Linked DNA regions of Homo sapiens: region 1 is linked to region 2. Evidence: chromatin loops called from intact Hi-C (ENCODE). Cell type or tissue: Caco-2. All regions are shown on one strand. Each heading gives the region's core, and the rest is flanking DNA. Links, peaks and the distances in the headings are about the cores only. Region 1 overlaps KIAA1217. Region 2 overlaps KIAA1217.

Region 1 (10,254 bases), core at 725-8,724, 81 kb after region 2:
TATGAACATAAAGATGGAAATAATGGACCCTGGGGACTGCAAAAGGAGGGAGGGTGGGAAGGGGGTGAGGGTTGAAAAATTACCTATGGGTTATGATGTTCACTAGTTGAATAATGGGTGCACTAGAAGCCCAGTCCCCACCAGTAGGCAATGTACCCATGAAACAAACATGCACATGTACCCCCTGAATCTAAAAGAAAATAAAATAAAATTTAAGAAACATTTCATCAGTGACTCAAAACCTATTTGGAGTTTTGGCACCATGTTTGAGTTCAAAACTCTTTTCTACCCTAAAATTGCAGCTTTGTGATTCATATTTGAAACTAAAACTTTGAATGAAATAAATATTTGCTTTCAATTGCAACAATAAAAAAATTGTCAAGTGGGACCTAATTAAACTGAAGAGCTTCTGTACACCAAAAGAAACCATCAACAGAGCAAACAACCTACAGAATGGGAGAAAATATTCACAAAGAATGCATCCAACAAAGGTCTAATGTCCAGAATATGTAAAGAACTTAAATCAACAAGCAAAAAACAACCCCATTAAAAAGTGGACAAAAGACATAAACAGACAATTCTGAAAAGAAGACATACAAGAAGCCAACAAACATATGAAAAAATGCTCCACGTCACTAATCATCAGAGATATGCAAATCAAAACCACAATGAGATACCATCTCACACCGGTCAGAATGGTTGTTATTAAAAAGTCAAAAAATAACATGCTGGTGAGGCTGTGGAGGAAAGGGAGTGCTTATACATTGCTGGTGGGAGTGAAATTAGTTCAGCCACCGTGGAAGGCAGTGTGGAGATTTCTCAAAGAGCTTAAAACAGAACTACCATTTGACTCAGTAATGCCATTATTGGGTATATACCCAAGGGAATATAGATCATTATACCGAGAAGACACATGCACTTCTATGTTCATCACCGTGCTATCCACAAAGACATGGAATCAACCTAGGTGTCCGTCAATGGTGGACTGGATAAAGAAAATGTGGTACATGTTCACCATGGAATTCTATAAAGCCATAAAAAAGAATGAAATCATTTCTTTGGCAGCAACATGGATGGAGCTGAATACCATTTTCCTAGCAAATTAATGCAGAAATAGAAAACCCAATACCACATGTTCTCACTTACAAGTGGGGGCTAAACATGGAGCACACATGGATGTAAACATGGGAACAAAATACACTGGGGACTACTAGAGTGGGGATGGAGGTGGGATGTGGGTTAAAAAACTACCTATTGGGTACTATGCTCATTATCTGGATCCAGTATACCCATGCAACAATCCTATACATGTACCTCCTATATCTAAAAATAAAAGCAGAAATTTAAAACAAATAAATAAATATTTGCTTTTCTCCTTATAGATCTACCCTTGGGATAAGGTAACTCAACCTTTTCCCAGTGCCCCCAAACAGTGCTGGGAATGAGAGTCCTCAATGCAGCCTAATTCATGGGACCACAGACATCATCTGTCATAGAATGAGTTCAGGCTCAGCAGCTCAGATGCCAAAATCCCTCTAGAATCCCCCTCGATGAGCCTACTCAATACTTCATTAAGAGCCTTCTCCCAGGAGTGTGGAACCTGAATAATTCTGAATAGTCTGACATGGAAAAACTGGAAAAATTGTTAAGAAAACCCTGGAATGAAGAGAGTGTTTTCCCCAGCTAGAAACACTGTGGCTAAAAATAGCACAATGAAAAACATATTTGTCTCTTACATACAATGGATGTAGGATATAATTATGGGCTGTGTTTCTGTCTGGGATAGAGGCAAGGGAGGAAGTGCCAACGTCTAGAATACAGAAGGAATAAAGGACAGTATATTCGACTCCTAGGCTCCTTCTGCACCCTGTAGCAACCACAGCCCCTTGGTGACTTGGGTTCTCACTCCGAAAATACCTGTAACATTAAAATCCGACTCTACTTGTATGGCCAAGAAAAATTTCAGGCAGGTAGAATTTAAAATTTTAAGTCTGTGCAGTACTGGAGCTCCTATCAGTAGGTACCAGTAAAAAGTAAATTAATATCACTTCTGTAGCCTGTCTAGAAAAAAGTGGCAAAAGCATAATTAATATAAAAATATAAATACCCTGGCTCCTTTGGCATACTTAACATTTTGTATTTTAATTACTTTACAGAATCATTGCTGCTGCTGGGAGTTATTTCAATAACACATTCATTTTTTTTCTATGCCTCCTAAAATGAGAAAAAGTGCAGGCAGTATAGGATAGTTTATTATGTCGTATTTCCCAGTAACTCTCTGAGCCACAGTTTCTGCATCTGTAAAGTGGAAATAGACTGCTAGCCAAGGCCGGGTGCAGTGGCTCAAGCCTGTAATCCCAGCATTTCGGGAGGCCAAGGTGGGTAGATCACTTGAGCCCAGGAGTTTGAGACCAGCCTGGGCATCATGGTGAAACCCCATCTCTACCAAAAATACAAAAAATTAGCCTGGCACAGTGGCATGCACCAGTAGTCAGGAGGCTGAGGTGGGAGGATTGCTTTAGCCGGGAGGCAGAGGTTGCAGTGAGCCAAGATCGCGCCACTGCACTTCAGCCTAGGTGGCAGAGTGAGACCCTGTCTTTTTTTTTTAAAAAAAAAAAGACTACTAGCCTTACTTGACTGCTAGTCATTACTTGTAATGATAAGAGGAAGTAAAGAATATAAAAACACTTTCTAAATATCCAATGCCATTTCAGCAGTCAATAAAAACAATCATTAACATTTGGAACATGAATGCTTAGAACTGTGCTACGTCTGTTTTGTTATTTAATCCTCACAACACAGCTAGCTACTGGCATCCCATTTTATGGACATGATGACTGAGGCCTAAGGACATGAATTTACTTTCCTCTAGTTATACAGCCACTAAGTGGTGAAGCCAGAACTCAACGCCCAGAACTTCCGATGTTGGAGGCACAGTTCTTTGTCACTCACTGTTTTGCAATAACTGTGGTAACAATTTAATATGAATGTGAGTTCTGGCATTAATCCACATTATCTAACTGCAAAATTTCAGGAGGTCTCATTCTCACACATGAGGCAGTTCTTAAAACATTTTGAAAGCCTATCCACTTATTCCTAAGTAGTTTTAGTTTCAAAAGTCCAAATTCCCATTTCACAGGTATCTTTCGATGATTCTGAACTCCGCTTTAACCTCACACGCTGCCATGCACTGTGTGGAAGAAACAATAGGCTTTCTTTGTGTTCTTTTTAAGCTTGGTGGAACTAACTACTCACAGGGCAACTGATGCCTCTGAACTAACCCCTTTCAGCTAACTCACAGATCCACAGCCGCATCCAGTGATTGCTATCACATCCAAATGGCTGGCAAGACTGTTTACTTATCCTCACTGGCAGCCGAAGCAAACAAAAAAAACCCTCATACTCCCAAGTGACCAGTATTTTCTTTTAAACCATGCTTTAAAAACTACCTTTATCACCCACACCCCACCTTCCTCCAAGAAGTCTTTATCTATCTTCTTGGAATTTAGAAATCCTGCTTCCCTAAAAGCTCAAAAACTGGATGTCTCTATCAGGACTGTTTTTTTCTAGTCTGGGAAAAATGCCTCGGTGAGAAAAGCATCAGATACATACTTTTAAAAAAGTGCAATGTTCATAAACCTGATTCAAAGATTATTTCTGCAACATTCCATGGATTTTATTTTTGGCATTTTTACAATGTGAAAATACAAAACTACCCATAGTCTCAATTTCAGGTTTGTCGTAAGAGTAAAAGAACACACACACACACACACACAAACACACACACACACACACACACATCTGGGAATAAATAAGAAATACATGGAGCATCTCAATTTTCAGATTGTCCATCTAACCCTTATCTGTGGCACTTTTATAGCAGTATTCACCGGGCACAATCAGCAGAACGCACAATGCATCGCTTGTTTTCAGCTCTATTCAAAAATCTCAGTTCATTCAATAAAAAAAAAAAAAAAAGCCCTTAAAAACAGCCCTTTAGCACGAACATTGCTATGGGAAAGCTGGGCTTATTGATTCACTTCTTCCTGCCAAGAGAACAATGCCGAGAAACAGAGCGAAATGTTTCCAAATAATTTTTGGCAAAAACTTGGAAGAAAAAAACCCCGCATATTTACCTGTACCCAGAGCTCCACAGGTGAGGCGGCAGTTAAAGCAGAAAATCTAATTCTTCTGGAAGTTTTTGTCTGGAACGGACTCCAGGGTCTTCCTTCGGAGCTGTCAGGTAAAACCCCCCTCCATGTCTGGGCTGTTTTCTTTTGCAGTTTTTCCCAGTGAAACTCTCGTCATTTGCATAAAACCTACTTGTAGCCTATAGGACTTTTTGAGTAGCTACTTGTTAAATCGGCTGTCTTGACATGCTCTTTCAAGCATGACATCATAAATCTCCATGGAAACCCTAACCCCACCTGCCGACATGCCAACATTACCTGTCAGGCGAAGACTTAAACAATCGTCTGAAATTGTTCATTAATGAAACCTTCTTAGGGGCTTTGGATCTCTGCACAGTATAATTTGTGCTGTTGGCAGAAACTTAGCCGGGAACGATGGCTTCATTTTCAAAGCCTGAGCTGTTTTGCAAAAAACAATGATCAAAATTATAGGCGTTCGTTAATCTGCCCCTCCCTGTCTAACAATGCACTTAATTGGTGGAAGAAAAACCTACAGCGGCCATGCGTGTCTCTCTCTGCAGGATAAAGTTACCTTGAAAACTCAGGTCTTGAAAAACCTTCAATTGATACTTCTTTTCCACTCTGTTCTCCACCAGCCCCCTTCCTAGAACTTTTTACCAGCAAAACTTGCAAAACAGGTTCCCTGCCAGAGTGTGTATGTGTGTGTGTGTGTGCATTTCCCCTCGGCTTCTATGGCTGCAGAGGTGGTAGGAAAAGGTGTGGAGAACTTTTTAACTCCTTCCTAACATATCCAGATATTTTGCATGTCTATCCTAGTTTATGTAAATTACCAGAATTACGCTGAAATCTATTCTAGGCTTTGGGAAATGGTCCGTAGGCTCTAAGATACTCAATATCTGAGTCCAGCCCTCTTTCTTCTCACCTCTAAATTCACTGCAGACACACCTCTTACTCCCCAGGTCTAAGACTGCTGACCACTAGGCACCAGAAAATTTGAATAGGACTGAGTTCAAACCCATAGGAGTTTATCATAATGTTATCAGGTCGCTGTCATATGCCACAGTACAAAGTTCTTCAGAGGAACTCAGCAGGGAGCTGAATGGAAGCTGAGAAGCACTTCTGAGGAGGCAGCCGCGAGCAAGATGTGACACTGCAGAGTTTTGGAAACAGCAGTAGCTGAAGGAGCAGTCTGCTGTTAACTTGCCACGGATCCCATTGCAAACTGCAACATATTCAGTGCATCTGTCTTCAAAGGTCAGAGAGCAAACATTAACCTCTACACCTTGCTGGGTGCACCCAGGTATTTACAGAGAGCAATCATAGGTTAAAAAAACTCAGAATGACTCTTTGCATAGCAGGGAATTGTAAACGCTTTGGATCCTCTCCTCCAATGATTCTGTAAGCGTTGCATTGCCGTAGTTCACTGTCAACAGATGGGAGGTTACCTTTGAAGGCAACCAAGAACTACCTTGGTTTAATACCGCAGCCAGAGTTGGAGCACTCCTCGGAGGCAAGACTATTGTCAGAGATTCAATTAATGTCTCTGTGAGATGAAAATACATCCAGATGAAGCCCACACTTGGGCTTTATACTCAGTGGGGCACAAACACAACATGAAACAAACAAAAACCAGATATAACCAGATCTAGGCTTGATTCAGTCAAATCTGAAGATGGGGTGGAGGCACTATTCAATTACAGTTATTCTTCAAAGTTCCATTAGAGAGAAGAGCAAGTGCAAGTTGATTCAGCAGTCAGAGTGGTTATAAATTATGCCAGATCTTCCCTTTGGGTTATTTAGGAAATTACAGTATCTCAGCTTTTGCTTATTGAATTCAGGCTTGGAAAAGAGAGCGAGAAGAGTCAGAATGTAAAGGCAAATGGAGAGAGTCCAGAAAGAATTCAGATGGGAAAGCAACTCCATTAACCGTTTCCTCAGTGGACAGGCAGAGGTAAACCCAAGAGAAAAATTTGTAACCAGCATTGACATTATTATGATCAAGACAGAGAGATCTTGAACAACTTAGAGCTGGGAAAGTGTTTGGCAACAAGGATCCCAGCAATAAGGACAACACACGAAGGCTGGGCAGAAATGCCAAGAGTTGATTAGAGGTGGCCAGTCCAGTGACGATTTTTCCTACCATCCCTGAATGAGAAAAACATCTCACTAAGCCTTAATGACATTGTGATTTGCCTGATGGCAACCTTAGCATCATACTAATCAAATCAGAGCTCAATAAATGCATGTAGATGAGCTATTTTTTCTAAATTTAGCAACATCATGGGTACCTATGATTGACTTGGAGAGCAAATAAGACTCTCTGTCTTGAATTCGCTTCAACAAACCTGTTTTATAGCAGAGGTAGAAAACGGGCCAGGAGCAGTGGCTCATGCCTGTAATCCTAGCACTTTGGGAGGCTGAGGTAGCAGGATCTTTTGAGCCCAGGAGTTTGAGACCAGCTTGGGCAACATAGCAATACCCCGTCTCTACAAACAGTGCAAAAATTAGCCCGGCGTGCTGGTGTGTGCCTCTAGTCCCAGCTACTTGGGAGGTTGAGGTGAGAGGAACGCCTGAGCCCAGAAGGTTGAGGCTGCAGTGAGCTATGTTTGCACCCCTGAATTCCAGCTTGGGCAACTGAGTAAGAACATGCCTCAAAAAAAAAACAAAAAAAAAAACTCCTCACTGAAAAAGCTCACAAAGATAAAAGAACACAAACAGCTGGGGAAAGAGGTTAGACTTAACTATTTATGGCCTGAATTTTTGTTTCTTAAGAAACATGAGCCTAGCGCAGTGGCTCACGCCTATAATCCAAGCACTTTGGGAGGCTGAGTAGGGTGGATCACCTGAGGCCAGGAGTTTGAGACCAGCCTGCCCAACATGGTGAAACCTACTAAATACAAAAAAATTAGCTGAGTGTGGTGGCACATGCCTTTATTCCCAACTACTTGGGAGGCTGAGGCAGGACAATTGCTTGAATCTGGGAGGCGGAGATTCCAGTGAGCCGAGACTGCCCATTGCACTCCAGCCTGGGCAACAAGAGCAAAACGCCGTCGAAAAAAAGAAAAAGAAAAAGAATGGAAAAGAAAAGAGAAAAGAAATATGAATTGGAAGTTGTCAGGTAGAAAAGGAATACTTTCTTTCAAGCAAAATATCAATTTTTTTATCATTCAAATAACCAACCCTTATCTCATTTAAGCCTCACAGCAATAGTATGATGTAAGAACAATCATTATTCCCATTTTACAAATGGAGAAATTGAGCTTTAGAGAGGTTAGGTAATTACAGTAAGTTTACATGGCTATTAAGTGTTGGAGCTGAGATTTGAACTCAGGCTGACCCGAGATTTAAACCCAAAACACCTGTACTTAACTACCAGGCACTGATACTCCTAGTTTAATAAAATTGCTCATAATTGGGATACTAAGAGCCTAACTAAACGAAGCCATGCTGAAAGGATTTATTTAGTAGATGAGCCTGAAAGTGCATACTGGATTGCAAAGGGTCAACGCGGACCTTCTGCAGATCCTCCGAGATACGGAGTTAACAGACGGTACTGGAGTCTGGGGTAGTTCAGACAGAAACATCAGCACAGCAGCAGCCTTGGAGAAGCAGTATGTATTTAGCTGCAGGCTGTATTTAGTCCTAGAAGGACTGCACAGAACAGAGTTAATGCATTACAACTCAGGGCTTAGCCCTCAAAACCCCAGGGCAAACAGATCTCTAGGATGTTGATAAGGCTAATGAAATAGCAACTCTTAAGAAATAGCTGCAATCCGAAGTTCTGGTCTAAAGAAAAACTGTCAAACATGAAAAAGGTAGAAAACAACACATATACATTTCGTAAGTCAAGACCACACTACAAGTATCACCAAAAGATAAGAATGCTTGGATTCTTTAATGAAACATGGACCCCAACTGTGGTAATTCTCTAATGCTAAACCCTTGATCTTTGGCTCTGTGTTTGATTGTAGTTGTTACTTGTTTTTAGAAATTATCCATTCACATTCTGTCAACTGTTGGTGCAGAGGGGGATGGTTAATTTCATGTTTCAACTTGGCCAGGTTATGGTGCCCAGTTGTTCGGTCAAACACCAGTGTAGATGTTGCTGTAAAGGTATTTTTTAGGTGTGATTAGCATTTAAATCAGTAGACTTGGAGTAAGGCAGATGGCCCACCATAATGTGAGTAGACCTCATTTAATCAGTTGAAGACCTTAGAAGCAAAGACTGAGGTCCCCCAAAGAAAAAGGAATTCTGCTATTGGCTCTGATATTCTGAAGAACTGTGACTAATAGAGCTGATCCCTCCAACATGTATCTGTCTAGTCTTGTTTCCTGGCATAGGGTCCAGTCCTATTTTATCTCCAATTGTCTAACAGTCATTTTCACTTGGAGCAACCACTGTCATTTCAGATACAGCTTGTCAAGACCTAAACTCAAGCCATTGTTTCGCATTTAAATAGCATGAGCCACATTTAAGAGAGAAGAAGAATAGACATACAGTACTTGCTGTCAAATTAAGATGGAGGAATATAATTAAGTCCATCAGTTGTTACACTAAATGCTAGTGGACGGAATTTCCCATTAAAAACAGACTTAACGAATTAGGCTGAAAAAGCAAAGCCAAGTTTTTTGTATGTAGTTTCTTTTTTTTTTTTTTTTTTTTTTTGAGACAGTTTTGCTCTGTCACCCAGGCTGGAGTGCAGCGGCATGATCTCGGCTCACTGCAACCTCTGCCTCCTGGGTTCAAGCAATTCTGCCTCAGCTCTGAGTAGCTGGGACTATATGCATGCGTCACCACACCCAGCTAACTTTTGCATTTTTAGTAGAGACAGGGTTTCACCATATTGGCCAGGCTGGTCTCGAACTCCTGACCTCAGGTGATCCGCCTGCCTTAGCCTCCCAAAGTGTTGGGATTACAGGCATGAGCCACCGCACCCGGCCGATATATATGTATGTAGTTTCTAATAAACACGCTCATTACAGGTTGAGTAACTGTTATCCAAAATGCTTGGGACCAGAGGTGTTTCAGGTTTCAGATTTTTTTTTTTTTTTGGATTTTAGAATATTTGCAGTACATAGCTACCAGTTGAGCATCCCTAATCCAAAAATCCAAAATCTGAAATGCTTCCATGAGCATGACCTTTGAGCATCATGTTGGTGCTCAAAAAGTTTCAGATTTGGGAACATTTCATTTTGGATTTTCAGATTAGGGATACTCAACCTGTATTAATACAAAAACATTGAAAATGAATGATAAGGCATACCTGACAGATGCAAACAAATGTAAATCAAGAGAGATAATATTTTTAAAAAGTTAACAGACACTAAACAGAATGAAGAGGTCATCTGGTAATGTTAAAGACATAACTTATAGAGAAGGTGTGATCATAACTAAAAACCTGTGAAACAAATTCTTAGGAACGCAGGGAGAAAAAGATAAAAATACAATGATATGGGAGACTTTGTTATACTTTGCTCAGAAGTGAACAACCTTAAAAAATAAAGACTGAGAAGAAATGAATAATACAATCAACAAACCCAATATATATGTGTGCGTATGTATGTGCATAGAATACAGAATAGATAAATGTCCATGAATATCTATGCAATACTGATTGTGTATTTTATTCTAAGAAAAACTTTGTAAACCAATCTTTAAGCGAAATTTAAAAGTAAGAATTTTAGAGATTGCACTCTCTGATCACATCTAACAAAATTATAAATGAGTAATGATAGCCTCAACTACTTGCAAATTCAATACTAAATTAAATATTCCTGGATCATCCCATACTCAAATCATACCCAAAGGTTTGTACTGTTTCCACTAAAGAGATATCTCTTTGGCAGTGCATGCTATGGTTTGGATATTTGTCCCCTCCAAATCTCATGTTGAAATTTGATCCCCAAAGTTGAAGGGGCCTAATGGGAGGTGTTTGAGTTATGGAGGCTGGTGGATCCCTCATGAATGGGATGAATGCTCTCCCTTAGGGGTGAATGAGTTCTCACTTTATTAGTTCCCATGAGAACTGGTTGTTAAAAAGAGCCTGGCACCTCTTCAACACTCTTGCATCCTCTCAGACAATGTGATCTCTGCAAACAGAGG
Region 2 (10,254 bases), core at 716-8,715:
GGCTGGTCTTAAACTCCTGACCTCAAGCGATCCACCCACCTTGGCCTCCCGAAGTGCTGGGATTACAGGCGTGAGCCACAGTGCCCGGCCTGTTGCTGTTGTTTTTTGAGACAGGGTCTCACTCTGTTGTCCAGGCTGGAGTGCAGTGGTGTGATCACGGCTTAATGCAGCCTTTACCTCCTGGGCTCAAGCAATCCTCCTGTCTCAGCCTCCGTGGTAGCTGGGACTACAGGCACATGTTACCATGTTTAGCTAATTTAAATTTTTTTTTGTAGAGATGAGGTCTCGCTATACTGCCCAGGCTGGTCTCAAACTCATGACCTCAAGCAATCCTCCCACCTTGGCCTCCCAAATTGCTGGGATTACAGGTGTATTTACAGTGGTTCCTTAGCCTAAGATCTTATGCTTAACTTTATAACATTTTATTATACTTATTATTCTTCCTTTGATTTTTAGAAACATACTATCATTAATTAACTAGGATACATTAACTCTCAGGTACTAAGAAGAAATACGAAAAAAAACCACCCTAAGTTAGTCAAACACACACACACACACACACACACACACACACACACACACACACGAAGAGAAAACATGGGCATTGTCTTCAAATTCCATTTGAATCTAGGGCAGTCTCATTGCTACACAAATTTTTCTTCCAGTGAAAAACATTCAATCAATATCTTCTTCCTTCCTACCCAGCTGGTTTTTACAATGGCATTACAAAGCAGGTGGAATACTAGTAACCAGAAGCCAGAAGCCGATTAGGCTGTTTGCAAACTGCGCTTCACAAATAAAGAACTATTACTGAGAAGTAAAGGTCACTCAAAATGAATTGTATTCAATAAAGAGCATGAGTAGGGACACCAGGCCTTGCTACTGATCCTAGAAAATTCTCTGGAAAAGGAGAATGGATCCCTTTCAGGGATGCCTCATGGCATGGGAGGACTTACTCAAATGAACTGTGGTTTGCCTGATTTGGTTAGCCACTGACGGCACGCAAAAATCTCTCTGTACATACGTATAAATTAAATAGATGCATAGGTCACACCATTAATCCAGTGTTTAACAACATACTCCTGGGCCAGGAGTAACAAGTCCAGGCCCTTGAAGAAACAAAAGGGCTGAAGCCAGGTACACAAATAAAAAGAAGACTGAGAGGTTGAGGTGACAGAATCACTTGAGGTCGGGAGTTCAAGACCATTCTGGGCAACATAGCAAGACTCATCTCTACAAAAACATTTTTTTTTTTTAATTAGCTGGGCATGGTGGTTCATGCCTATAGTCCCAGCTACTCAGGAGGCTGAAGTGGGAAGATTGCTGAGCCCAGGAACTTGAGGCTGTAGTGAGCTACGAGTGTGGCACTGCACTCTAGCCTAGCCGGTAGCCAGTAGAGTGAGACTTTGTCTATAAAAAACAACTGAAAATGAAAATAAAAAGAAATGATCACTTGTAAATTACATTATCAAATCACTCTATCAAACTTCTAAAGAAGTTGTTTTATTCAATCACACGTTGCCAAGATGACAGGTAGTATGGTCCATTCACTCTGCACCTCCCTCTGTCCTATTCATTTCAGTCCTAGCAGATGGGTGTCCACCATCTTCAGGATTCAGATGAGCAGCCCTGCAAGGTGAGACGCAGAATAGAGATGGGGCTTCTTAGAGGCACGAAAGACGTCTACCCACTCTGGGTGGTTTGAAGGAGTGGCTCAAATGGAATTTATTTTTTAAAATAGTTTTTAATTTTTATGGGTACACAGTAGGTGTATATGTTTCAAATGTAATTTAAAGACCTCTCTGGCCCATGTGCACAACCATTTACAGTGTCTGGTATTTCTATCACTGAAACAATTCCTTAGCCAAGTTCATGTACAGGGTCTTTTTCCTTGCTGGTGCTTCCCTGCTCCTCCCAACACTAGTCTTTCTCTTTCCCAGTGCCCAGTTCTCCCATCCTGACACATTGGTTACACCACTTGTGTTTAACTACTTCAGAGATTACCCCGCACCTTAGACCAGAATTGCTGCTGCCCAGGCCGCTACTGCTGACTAACTGGAACTGAATTTCTATGGTGGAGCCCACTCCTCTGTAGATTTGCTTTTTTAAAAATAAATTTCAGGCCAGACATGGTGGCTCACACCTGTAATCCCAGCACTTTGGGAGGCTGAGGCGGGTGGATCACTAGAGGTCAGGAATTCAAGACCAGCCTGGCCAACATGGTAAAACACCATCTCTGCCAAATGATAATAATAATAATTAGTCAGGTGTGATAGCATGCACCTGTGATCCCAGCTACTCAGGAGGCTGAGGTGGGAGAATCGCGTGAACCTGGGAGGTGGAGATTGCAGTGAGCCGAGATCGGGCCACCGCACTCCAGCCTGGGTGACAGAGCGAGACCCTGTCTCAAAAAATAAAATAAAATAAAATAAAATGTCAGTAAAATACACCACAAAATGTACCAACCTAGCCATTTTTGAGCGTCCGGTTCAGTGGCACTAAGTATTTTCATGTTGTTATGTGATCATCACCACCACCCATCTCCAGAACACTTTTCACCTTGCAAAACTGAAACTGCACACCCATTGAACAGTAAATCCCCATCTCCCCTCTCCCAGCCCCTGGCAATCACCATTCTACTTTCTGTCTCTGAATTCGACTACCCTAAGTACTTCATACAAGTGGAATCCTATACTATTTGTCTTTTTGGTGACTGGCTTAGTTCACTGAGCATAATGTCCTCAAGGTTCATCCATTTTGTAGCATGTGTCAGAATTTCCTTCACATTTTATCCATTCTTCCTGGGTTGTGTCCATCCTTTGGCTCCTTTTTTTTCCTTTGAGATGAAGCCTTGCTCTCTGTTACCCAGGCTGGAGTGCAGTGGCGCGATCTTGGCTCACTGCAACCTCTGCCTCCTGGGTTCAAGCAATTCTCCCGCCTCCTGAGTAGCTGGGATTACAGGCATGCACCACTACGCCCAGTTAAGTTTTGTATTTTTAGTAGAGATGGGGTTTTGGTATGTTGGTCAGGCTGGTCTCGAACTCTTGACCTCACGTGATCCATTATGCCCACCTTAGCCTCTCATAGTGCTGGGATTACAGGCATAAGCCACTGTGCCGAGCCTATCCCTTGGCAATTGTGAATAATGCTGCTATGAACGTGGATGTACAAATATCTCAAGTTCCTGCTTTCAATTATTTTGGGTACAGAGAAGTGAAATTGCAGGGTTATATGATAATTCTATTTTTATTTTTTTCTGAGGAACCGCCCCACTGTTTTCCATGGCAGCTGTCCCCTTTCTCTGTAGCATTTTTTTTGTTTTTTTTTTGAGATGGAGTCTCGCTCTGTTGCCCAGGCTGGAGTGCAGTGGTGTGATCTCAGCTCACTGCAAGCTCCACCTCCTGGGTTCACGCCATTCTCCTGCCTCAGCTTCCCAAGTAGCTGGGACTACAGGCACCTGCCACCACACCCGGCTAATTTTGGTTTTGTATTTTTAGTAGAGACAGGGTTTCACTGTGTTAGCCAGGATGGTCTCGATCTCCCGACCTCGTGATCCGCCCGCCTCAGCCTCCCAAAGTGCTGGGATTACAAGTATGAGCCACTGAGCCCGGCCTCTCTGTAGCTTTTAAGATGTTCTTAGGTGACTTATGAGAATGAAAAAATGGAGAATTTTCCGTCTTCCTGCCATGAAATCAATTAATGGCAATTGCTACTGAAAGCTGTTCTGTTTTTAAACAGTAAAAATGACAGTGTTTTCTCAGCCAACAGGAAGTGCTGATTATTCTGATAAATGGATAGATAGGTGCTGTGGTGCTATGAACACTGCCCCAAGGCAATATTTATAGTATAATAGGGGCCTCCTGAAGATAAATAATACTCTAACCAAAAAGGAATAGAAATTGCAAACCAGGATTAGGAGAAATTTAAATGAACTTTATGCTTTTGAGTCACACTTTAAAAACAGCACTCCCAGCCCAAGATCTAAATTCTTAATTGTTCACAACAGACTGCGGAGAAAGTAATCAGCATCAGGCACACAAGTTATATTTGTGATTAGCCATTCTATGTCTGATTTGTGGCTTTTGGGTGGATGGGTACCAATTTATTTTTCCTCTACAGATCTCCATGCATGAAGTGTAATTAGAAATTTGTTTGCATTTTCTGTGGTGTGGAATTAAAAATATAATCTCCTTGGAGTCTTGGAATAGGATGCTTTCCTTGTCCTTTATTTTTTCTTCAAAATAAAAATTTAATAGATGCCAAAGAGCATTTCATATCATACATATAATTCCACTGATTCCATCCACTTTTACCTAATGAAACAACCAGTTACTAGACGATGGTAATTGCAAAAAAAATTTGGGAGTTTTATATGCTAATTATGCCACCTTTGGGTTTTGTCACAGTATTGTATCATTCATGCGGGTTTTAGTTATCTCATGGAAACATTTTCCCGAATGTAGGGTTAACAAAGCTAGATATATGAACTTCCTTGCAGGTAAATTAATTCCAATAAATGTCAAGAGGCTTAAAGTGCTTTGGCAAAGACTTGTGGATTTAATGCTGGCTTGTTAAAACTATGGTTCTGAATACAAGCAGGGCCACACCCCACCAGTGAAAAGCTCCTTTCAAGGGCCAGTTGTTGGGGTCTTGCATAAGTGCGTTGCTAAGGCGCACCCCTGGGGTGGTCTTCAAGGCTTGAGCCAGTGTGAAATTCTCACACTATCCACCAGGGTGCGCTCTAGCCCCCGGGCCTCTTCTACCTCTTGCTCTACGTGCACGTGGCCTTGGCCTCTCCTAACTCCCCAACCATGCAAGCTGTATAGATTATTTTTCTGACTTCTCGCCTATGCCAATTTCATCTCTTAGGTGTAATCATATTTTCCTTGCTGTTCACAGACAGTACATCAATTTTTCCCTGTGTCTCTAGTCTCCCTTTAGAATCTCCTTTCCAAAGCCATCCCCTGCCTTTTTTTTTTTTTTTTTTTTTTTTTTTTTTGAGACAACGTCTCGCTCTGTCACCCAGGCTGGAGTGTAGTGGCATGATTTCAGCTCACTGCAACCTCTGCCTCCTGGGTTCAAGGGATTCTCATGCCTCAGCCTCCTGAGTAGCTGGGATTAGACATGCACCACCACACCTAGCTAATTTTTGTATTTTTAGTAGAGACGGTGTTTCGCCATGTTGGCCACACTGGTCTCGAACTCCTGACCTCAGGTGATCTGCCCGCCTCGGCCTCCCAAAGTGTTGGGATTACAGGCGTGAGCCACCACGCCCGGCCCCAAAGCGCTTCTTCAGCTGTCCCTCCTAGATGTTCTCTGTGAAGCTCTTCTCTGCTGTCTCCACCTCCTGTGCCCTCCACCTGAACTCATCCACTCCCATGACTACTGCTGCCACTCTACCTGCAGCTCCCAAACCGTGCACCCAGGTGTCCTGGATGGGATGCCACAGCGAACTCACAGAGGCACTGAGGGATATTTTAACTTTTTGAGGGAAACACAGCAATACTTGTTACACACTGGGCTAATGATTCACTTCAGGTAGTTCACAGTTTCAACATTAGATCATAAGCATTCTTCTTGTTGATGTCATTTTTGCAACATGAGGTTTTCAGAGGTTGCTGGGATTAAAATGCCAGTACTGCAGAAAAATCAAAGCGGAATAGGAAATGTTGTCCAATCTGATTCCAAGGTCAGGGGAGTTGTGCGGTGCCCAACAGGTGCACACATCCCACTGGTAATTGTAGAAGGCGGAGTTCTCCAGATAAGAGAGGGGGAGGTGTGCGTATACGTGTGTATTCAAGAGAAAACCAGAAAGAGAGAGAGTGATGATTTTAAGGAACTGACTAACATGATTGTGGGGGATGGCAAATCCACAATCTGCTGGGAAGGTCAGCAGGATGGAGACCTAAGGTAGAGTTGATGCTGCAGCTCAAGTTCAAGGACAGTCTAGAGGCAGAATTCCCTCCTCCTCAAGGAAACCTCAGCCTGTTTCAGTCTGTTTTCTCTTGTGGCCTTCAACTTATTGAATGAGGCCTTCCACAGTATAGAAGATAATCTGCTTTACTCAATCAGTCTGTCTGTCTGTCTATCTGTCTATCTATCTATCTACCTACCTATTCATCTATCTATACATCCATCTATCCATCTATCTATCTATCCATCTATCTATCATCTACCTACCTACCTACCTCTCTAATCTAATCTATCTCTATCTAATTATCTATCTAATTATTTAGAGACAGGTTCTGCTATATTGCCCAGGGTGGTCTCAAACTCCTAGCCTCAAGTGATCTTCCTGCCTCCGCTTCCCAAAGTGCTGGGATTGCAGGCATGAGCCACTGCACCCAGAAAACTTACCTATTTAAATGTTAATCTCATCTAAAAAACAAACCTTCACAGCAATACCCAGTCAGGGGTTTGACCAAATATCTAGGCCCCATGCCCTACGCACGTTGATGCATAAAACCAGCCATCACCTAAAAATGAAAAAATACATCTTTTCTTTTGAATTGATGTGATTGTATTTTCAATTGGCCACTAAATTGTTAGGTCATAAATAATTACTAAGTTGTTTGGGCTTTACTACTTAATAAACGGAGCTGTTAGCTGTTTCTTTTAGTCTACAGGAATGCCGTGAACAGAGAAAGCCTAAGAACCTTTAACCTGTACACTGATGGCTGCAGCCCAGATTGTATTCTGGAGTTCCAGACATGCATATTCTACATACATGCCAATATACATGTATATTCTAAAGAAAAGAATTCCCAGTTTCCCTACCTCAGAGGTTCCACACTACATTTCTTAGATCTTCCACCAAACCTATTATCAACTTGATTTCCAGCAATGTATTTTCCTCATCACCCCTTGTCCTCATTGCCAACCCCATCGTGACACTCCTTTGAAGGTCTGGGTAATGGCTTTCACCTGTGTCATATTTGGCCATAAAAATAAAATTAAGCTGGGTGTGGTGGTGCACACCTCCAGTCCCAGCTACTCAGGAGGCTGAGGTGGGGGAATCGCTTGAGTCCGGAAATTTGAGACCAGCCTGGGCGACATAGCAGGACCCTGGCTGAAAAATAAATAAATAAATAAAAAGTAACAAAATAAAATTAAATGCGGACAAAAGACCCTTGTCACAAATGATGGGTTTATTTATGTATCAGCACTAGATATTAGGTATACATTGAACATAACATAATCAATCATTTCTGCTCTCATATACAGTTTTGGACAAGAAACTACATGAAAATCTATAGGCTGACATACATTGCAGTATTTTTGGTATAAGAATTTCCCCACATGGCCAACGTTTATAATAATTTATAATTCTAGCCTTTTCTAGACTACACAATCTCACCAGCGCCCCCCACACACTCAGCGTAAACATAACCTGATTTTTTCCAACACTATTACTAAAAATAAAAAGACCACACACTGAGCGTCTCTCAGTATCCTCAGAACCATTTGAACAGGCAGTTTTCATTCCATTCAAAGCCTTCAGAAAATTAGCCTTTCTCCATAGAAGACCACAGAATGCTGAGGCCAAAAGAGATATGTAGGCATCTAATCTCTGGCTCGGAAATATATTCTTCTTATTATTTTAAATTTTAGCTGCAAAGCCTCCTTCCTGATAGATACAAATGGTGACACCTTGGATGAAGGACAGAGGACAGAAATGGGATGGGGTATCCTGTAGTCTCAGCCCCCATTCAGATAGAACACAGAGTCACCAAAGTGTCTGTATCTGTGGATGAGGACAATGAAACACATTCTACAACCATTTTCGTGTTCCTAGTAGGGGTGTGTCAGGAGTTGATCGAGTCCACTAGGGGTGGACATGGGTCACTGGGGAACAAGTCCACTCTACGATGCAAAATAGGTTCAGGGGCATTCAGAATGCCAACAACTTAATACTTTGAAATGATGAAGTTCATGGCCAAATCCATTGCCCCCATGCAGGTTGACAACTCATCCTGGTTTGTCCAGGCCTTTCTCAGTTTTAAAATTGAAAGTCACACATCCTAGGAACTCCTTCCATGCCTGCAAACTGGGACAGGACAGTTAGATAACACCATCCCTCTGCCCTTAAACACACACATAATACTATATAACAGTTCCTGCTGCCAATGGATCTCACTTTGAAGGGACTCAAATCACAGTAATTTAACAACTGATGAACAGCTCGGATTGTAGAATACCTGTTGGAGTACACACAGCACCTGAAGCAGGTGAGCGGACCCTGATGTTTCATATATTATCAGGATACATACTGAACACATTGAAGACCAGTGGCAGGTGCTATAGACTGGGCTCCACAATGCATCTCTTAGGTAGAAACAGATGCCTAAAGTGTTCGAAGACAGCATTTTCAGCTTAGCAGGGAACTACCCTTTATAATCAATTATACTGGCTGTCTTTAAAAAGCTCCTTGGATTCCCCCCCCCCATTAGATAAAATAAAGATAAACTTTCATCCAGTCACTGATAAAATGATCCAAAGTTAAAGTCATCACAAAAAACAAAATGTAGGAAGTATAAACTGATACATTCCCATTCTGGCAACAAATTTATGATGACTTCCATTAGTGGATTCTGCACATATTTTTTTTTTCTTGTTTTGTTTTGAAACAAGGTCTTGCTCTGTTGCCTAGGCTAGCATGCAGTGGCACGATCACAGCTCGCGGCAGCCTTGACTTCGATCCTCCTGCCTCAAGCCATCCTCTTGCCTCAGCCTCCCAAAGTGCTGGGATTACAGGTGTGGGCCACCACTCCTGGCCTAGATATTGCATTTGAAAGCACCCTAAGGCTCAGAACCTAGCAACGGGAGGTCCGGTTGATGGGCTATGTCAAGAAGTAACCTCCTGAAGGAGGCTTCGTGGACACAGGACTGAGTCCTCGCACTTCAAAAACACAAAATTGCTGTTTGTGCAATTAGTCAAAGTCCTACTTCCTTCCTTGCAGACAGTGCCAACACTCGGTATCACTCTCCAGAAAACAGGCAGGGAAGTGTATAGTGTACTTAGAGGGTTTCCCTTTCTGAAGCGGGAGATCATTCTGTGAAATTTGGGCTCCTTTTTACCTTTGAAAAAATTCACTCTAGGCCCCCAGTTCCATCTTCCTTTTCTTTTGGGTGTAGCAGCGTTGATTTTCTGCAGGTATTTTGAACATCAGCAGCTGAGGCAACTGAACATGTTTCTGTGCTGTCTTGCACCCACTTCTCTTTGGAAGCTTCCTATGTATTACTGCACACCTTTTCCATGCCTCCTCTGTCCTCCGCTTCAACCTTCCAGAGATGCTCCAGGGTATCAGTGGGTCCCATGGAAGACTGTCTGAACCAAGACAAGATAAGATGGAAAGCCTCCCGAAAGACATGGGTAGGTTCTTAGATGAACAATGGGTTTATTTTATTATTTTATTATTATTATTTTTTTTTCGAGACAGTCTCGCTCTGTCGCCCAGGCTGGAGTGCAGCGGCGCTATCTCAGTTCACTGCAAGCTCTGCCTCCTGGGTTCACGCCATTCTCCTGCCTCAGCCTCCTGAGTAGCTGGGACTACAGGGGCCTGCCACCACGCCCGGCTGATTTTTTTTGTATTTTTAGTAGAGATGGGGTTTCACTGTGTTAGCCAGGATGGTCTCAATCTCCTGACAATCATGATCCTCCTGCCTCGGCCTCCCAAAGTGCTGGGATTACAGGCGTGAGCCACTGCACCCGGCCAATATGTATATTTTGCAGATCACAGATACCATTAGATTTCACATCTGAACCTCCATCAACAACCATGGAAATTAGTTAAAGCTGTAGGGGGGTTTATAGAAACACAAGGCAAATCACAGGCTCCCCTGCCTGTTTTCTACAGTTATAACATGCGTGAGCACATGTACACGTGTGCACACACAGACACCATACATGCATACACACATGAATACCCTCCCTCATTTAGGAAACTGCTAAAGTGCTACCTTGGACAGATGACACAACTGTGCTGAGCTGAGGGGTTATTCTTCTGAGAAATGGTCCTTCTCTGCCCCTAAGTCTCCCGCATGTTGTCAAGATGCTTAAATTTTAGGCAGAAATCTTACCATGGACTAACAGGGCTGGTACTTCAAAGACATGTGGTTGGTTCTATTTATTTTGTAATATGTAAACAGAGCTACAGTAGGCATTGGACAGGAGTTAAGGCAATAGGACTTATTTTTTAAACGAAGGTACAGAATAACAGGTATTTTTGAAGCTCTCTTGGTAAGGATTAAGTC

Evidence for each region. A loop is a pair of places that touch in the nucleus more often than their neighbours do. Peaks named below come from ENCODE experiments on the same cell type or tissue, not always from the same donor. Only the 100,000 strongest peaks of a DNase experiment are listed, where the experiment ranks them.
Region 1: a loop joins it to region 2, with 2.7 times the contacts of the local background. A loop is called at or near these places in 2 of 110 quality-filtered maps.

Annotation. Positions count from the first base shown.
Region 1 is chr10:24,233,220-24,243,473 of GRCh38, reverse strand. The region is part of intron 2 of KIAA1217; the gene reads right to left. Among named protein-coding and RNA genes, the nearest start is that of KIAA1217, 29 kb to the right of the region's middle. RefSeq lists an enhancer at 5,201-5,726. In Caco-2, for the core only: no CTCF peak of the experiment used is centred there; DNase peaks (open chromatin) are centred at 3,290, 4,413, 4,843 and 5,293; H3K4me3 peaks cover 3,855 bases.
Region 2 is chr10:24,314,121-24,324,374 of GRCh38, reverse strand. All of the region lies in intron 2 of KIAA1217, which reads right to left. Among named protein-coding and RNA genes, the nearest start is that of MIR603, 44 kb to the right of the region's middle. In Caco-2, for the core only: a CTCF peak has its summit at 4,714 (motif pointing right); DNase peaks (open chromatin) are centred at 4,754 and 5,752.